Regions from separate parts of the Mus musculus genome. Here region 2 is linked to region 1. A link is a loop called in an ENCODE intact Hi-C map of the cell type or tissue named here. Cell type or tissue: gastrocnemius. All regions are shown on one strand.

Region 1 (2,500 bases):
GACAGCTCCATCCTCAGAGGCAGTATTGCAGAGTCCAACACCCCCACTGCCCCTGAAGCCACATTCCCTGACCAACTTTCCCAAATACTGGTCATGTCCATACTTGCAGGCCTTGCCATTGCATGCCTGACTAACATGCAGGCTCCCTATCTCACCAAGAAGAAAGACAGTCTTTCTAATGATCCAGAAGGCCGGGCATGGACTAACCCCCACCCTCCTGACATCATCTGCTCAGCTCCTTGCCTTCATTCCACCCCAGCCACTCTGGCCTTTTTCTAACTCACCAAATATAGTAAAGCCGAGGCCTTTGCTCTGCCTGTAATGATCTGCCCTCCCCACCTCCCATATCCCCCCGACTCTCATCTTTAAAACTGTCAAATATCACTTCAACACCATCCTTAACCAACCCATAACCTAATTTGCTACTTTATTTTGCTTAATTAATTCATTTCCATGAATGGGCTATGAACTTTATACCCACTTTGAAGCAAAGTTGTACCCACTTCGTTCCGTTTCCACAGCCCTAAAACACTACCTAGCTCTGTGTGGGTGACCTCTGACTCTATAGTTACTGAATAAATTACACAAGTGAAATAATGTTCAGCTTAGACACCTGCCCCTGCTCTCAGTTACAAGGTCAAGGCCTGGAAATGCCACTTATGAGTTGGTATTCTCCTCAGAGGGCAAGGGAGCTGGCATCTGGGCTTGCAGCTACACACACACACACACACACACACACACACACACACACACACACACGTCCTCCCTCACTTTCTTCCAACACACACTTAAGGAACTTCGGGCAGGTTCTGGAGGAGCATGAATCTCCACTGCTTCTGGCCACATGATGGGGACGGAGGCTACCTGGGGCAGAGGGGAGCCTGAGGAGGGGCGCAGGCCAGCACAAGCAACCTGCGATGGCAGGGCCAGCCGAGGCAGGCTCGCCCTTCACGCCCTCTCGCACTAGAAACCCCGGCCTTTGGAGCCCCAGAGCATCCTCGGGGTGGCTGCCCTGGCTTGACCCCTCACCGCTCCAGGTTCGCTCCTGAGCACCGTCCCGCGCTCCTCATTGCTGTCCGGCCTCCGCCCCGGCCCGCTGCGGCTCCGGCCCTGGCCGGCAGGGGCCGCTCCTCGCGGCGCCCGGGGCCCCGCCGCGCCCGCCGCCGCCCGCTCCCCGCCCCTTCCCCGGCCGGCGTTCCCGTTACGCCGCCGAGCCGGGAGCCGGAGCCGGAGCCCGCGGCCGCAGCGGGAGGCGGCGCGGGGCCCGGCGGCGGCGGGGCCTGCGGGGCCTGCGGGCGCGCGCCGGGCCGGCCAGGGCGGCCATGGCGACCAGGAAGGCGGGCTCGCGGCTGGAGACGGAGATCGAGCGCTGCCGCTCCGAGTGCCAATGGGAGCGGATCCCCGAGCTCGTCAAGCAGCTGTCGGCCAAGCTCATCGCCAACGGTACGCGCGGACGCACCGGGGCTTGCGGGACCGCCGCGGCCTCCGGGGCTAGGCCTGAGGCTCCGGGCGCGAGCAGGGGCGCGGCCGGGCGGCGAGGCGCAGGCCGCGCGGTGTGCGCGGGCCAGGCCCTTGGGGAACGCGGGGTCCTCCGGTCACGCGGCGTGCGGCTGGGCGGGCGGGCTGTGCCTGTCGGAGCCTTGGAGTCCTGACGTGCAGGCTGGAGAGGTTCACCGACCCCAGAGACCGGAGGCCAGCCCCGGGCTTCCAAGAAGTTGGAGCTTGTGTGTGTGTGTGCGTTTGTGTGTGTATGGAGCCCCCCGGGACATACCTGTGGGCATCTGGGGACCACCAGAGTGTGTGTGGTGTGCTCAGGGGTCCTGTGATGGAGATGTTGTGAACATATGGTAATCAAGGGCCCCAGGAGGGAGCTCAGACTTGGAGGGTGTCAGGGGTGGCATTGGCAGGTTGGGATTTGTGTCTTGAGGTCAAGACAGTTGGGTGTCAAATCTGCAGACCCAGAGAGGATAGGGTGGAGAGTACAAGGGAAACAGAGTCAGGGAGTCTGGGAGAAGGTTACTGGGCAGGAAGATGAGACTGTATTAACAATGAGGGAAATGGAGCTGATTGGATGAGGGGCCTGGTGCGCCCAGGAACCAGGATCTGACTTGGGAAACCTGGCGGCTGGACTTGGCCAATGACCCCATTTGCTGAATTGGTTCTTCCAACCCATCAAACCAAAACTGCAGCCAAAATCACATTCCAGAGCGAGACTCCACGTGGCCTTATTTGTTTTGGAAGCAAGTATGGTTAATATTTGCTTGTCTTTTCGTACGCGCCAAAACCACAGGCAGGCACTTGGAGCCTGGGCAGAGAGGGCAGAGGATTTTGTCCTCCTTCACCTCTGGCTTCCCAAGACTGTCTGAGCAGGCGTGGGACAGACAAATCACAGAGGGAATGAATGAAGGACTGACACTGCTCATTCAAGGAAGGACATGTGTACTCTTTTCAACCTTCACCCCGAACTACCCAGAAACGGACAGGGAAATCTCATAGCCTC
Region 2 (2,500 bases), 65 kb after region 1:
AAGGGCAGTGACTGACCCTTCAGCAGGAGGCTGACCTCGCCCTTCTCTTGAGTCTGCAGCTTAAGCTGTGAGAGGCAGCAGAACAGGCCAGTGAAGTGACTTGGTGCTGGAATCCTGTTGCAGACGCTGCTTAGCTGTGAGACTTGAAGGCATGTCACTTAGTCTCTCTGTGTTCAGGAGTCTCAGTACTCCTATAAATAGCCGCAGTAACTGGCATGTCATTATCGTGATGAGCAGCCAGGTCATGTATTTCCCAGTACATTGTTAGCCACACATCAAATATTAGCTTAGTGTTCATTACACCCTCTAAAGTTCCCGATGTGTAGATGAAAATCTGGAATATTACAAGTACATTGTCTTACTAGGAATGTAGAGACAAGTTTATGAAGAATCCTTTCAGGGTCATGTAATTGCCTGCTCGTCTGTTTCTTGTGCTTCAGCTTTCTCTTTTTATAGCAGAACTAGCGGGAATTGAGTTATCTGATTTCAGAAGCCTAGAGATCTGTCCTTTACAGAGGATGGTTGTATACCAGGTAGCATGCAGGGTGCTGGCTCTGCCTCTTCTTCCTCCTTGTTCCAAATGTGGAAGCAGGGTCAAGGGAGATGAGTCCATGGGAGCTGCGTGTTAAATGTTTGTTTAGAGTTGTCCTTGTTAAGTTAGGGTCATAGAGACACGGGCTGATGATGTTCTCTGATAGTTATCTGAACGAGAATGAAATATAGCAAACATATGTGTAAGATAATTTGATTAGACAAATCAAATCAGATAGGGTTATCAGTGATGCAGGGTGGCTTTGGTTAGTTTCTATTCAGATCGAGGCAGCATGCCAACAGCAAAGTTTTCTGCCCTGTAAGGTCCTGCTGGCAGTGCAGTAGCATGGATAAAGATGACCTCATCCCTGCGGTCATAACCTGAGCCCTGCTTTTGGCACATGAAGTCACCCTGTCTTTGGGCTTTGCATATACTGCCTGGCCAGCTGGTGGTGGCATTCTGGAGCAGGAGCAGGGCCAGGGTGCAACTCTACCCTCTGCTGACAGTTTATTTCTTCACACCCAATTTTGGAAAAGAAGCTAAAGCTAAACTGCCAGGCATTGGAAACTGTTTCTGGGCCAGCTTAGTGCTACAGTTCCAAGAAGAAACACCAGGTCCCCAAGTATTACAGAGCGCACCCCATTCTCCTCAATGAGCAGCTCAGAGAGCACAGGTCACAGCTTGACTCTAAGATGTCTGCCATGCAAGGGAACTTGAGTGGCACAGCTGAGTGATGGATCCAGAGTGGATTAGATTAAGGTCAGTGTGTGTCTTGAATTCAAGCTAGGTGCTCTGCTGAGAGAGGCAGAGCCTGAGCTGAGGAGGACACAAGCCACGGCATTCATGGCTTCCCAAGGTGAGACAGTGGAGAGACCATGTCCACCTTGCTCTCAGTTCCCATCACTTCAGCCCATTCAGAGCACAGAGAATGGAAATGGCCAGAGATGGACTGGCTAGCCTCTGCTCTAGCACCACTCATTTTGAGCCTGACATCTGGCTGCCTGGACCTGTGTCTTAGTCAGGGTTTCTATTCCTGCACAAACATCATGACCAAGGAGCAAGTTGGGGAGGAAAGGGTTTATTCAGCTTACACTTCCACGTTGCTGTTCATCACTGAAAAAGTCAGGACTGGAACTCAAGCAGGTGAAGCAGGAACTGATGCAGAGGCCATGGAGGGATGTTTCTTACTGGCTTGCTCAGCCTGCTCTCTTATAGAACCCAAGACTACCAGCCCAGGGATGGCACCACCTACAAGGGGAACTCCCCACTTGATCACTAATTGAGAAAATGCCTTACAGCTGGATCTCATGGAGGCATTTCCTCAACTGAAGCTCCTTTCTCTGTGATAACTCCAGCCTGTGTCAAGTTGACACAAAACTAGCCAGGACAACCTGTATTGTACAACATTCCAGAAAAGTCTAGTAACCAGAGAGGAACAGTCACTTATGGTCATGTTTGTGCCTTGTTTTAATCAAATCATCCCTCAAAACAGTAAAGCATTTTCTGTCTGCCTGTTCTCAGTTTATATTACATTTTACATTACTTCCATGGTTATATAGTATTTCAAGCGATGCCTTATTATTGGGTCTAACTTGGCATCTTTCTTCAGGCAGCTTATCCATTGCTTTATATACATTATTTCCTAGGGGCAAATTTCCAGAAGTGGGATATTTTTACCACTCTTGTTACCATGTCCTGGGGCCGTTACTTTGGCAGTTCGGGAGACTCTGCATCTTGGCATGTTGTTAGAAATTATTTTCTAGGTAAACAGAGTGTTTTGCATGCTTAGTTTACATTTTTAATTATTAATGGAATTGACATTTCCCCCATATTTGCTTAATAATAATAATAGTTATTATTATATTAAAGAATAGTATCAGTGAGATATAGCTCAGTGGGGAAACGTGTGTGCTGCCAAGCCAGAAGACCTGAGCTCAATTCTATCAGTCAGGCAGGACTCACGTGCTA

The links. A loop is a pair of places that touch in the nucleus more often than their neighbours do. Peaks named below come from ENCODE experiments on the same cell type or tissue, not always from the same donor. Only the 100,000 strongest peaks of a DNase experiment are listed, where the experiment ranks them.
Region 2: it touches region 1 in a loop (2.1-fold over the local background); 3 of 42 quality-filtered maps call a loop at or near these places.

The regions. Positions count from the first base shown.
Region 1 is chr12:100,519,514-100,522,013 of GRCm38, reverse strand. It overlaps Ttc7b (tetratricopeptide repeat domain 7B), which reads left to right and starts at 1,192. Exons shown (of 20, transcript NM_001033213.1): 1 at 1,192-1,443. The coding sequence starts at 1,323. In gastrocnemius, a CTCF peak has its summit at 1,074 (motif pointing right); DNase peaks (open chromatin) are centred at 1,120, 1,434 and 2,110; H3K4me3 peaks cover 1,745 bases; H3K27ac peaks cover 1,620 bases.
Region 2 is chr12:100,454,095-100,456,594 of GRCm38, reverse strand. The region is part of intron 4 of Ttc7b (tetratricopeptide repeat domain 7B); the gene reads left to right. Among named protein-coding and RNA genes, the nearest start is that of Gm36375, 40 kb to the left of the region's middle. In gastrocnemius, a CTCF peak has its summit at 1,002 (motif pointing right); no DNase peak of the experiment used is centred here; H3K4me3 peaks cover 1,178 bases; H3K27ac peaks cover 2,500 bases.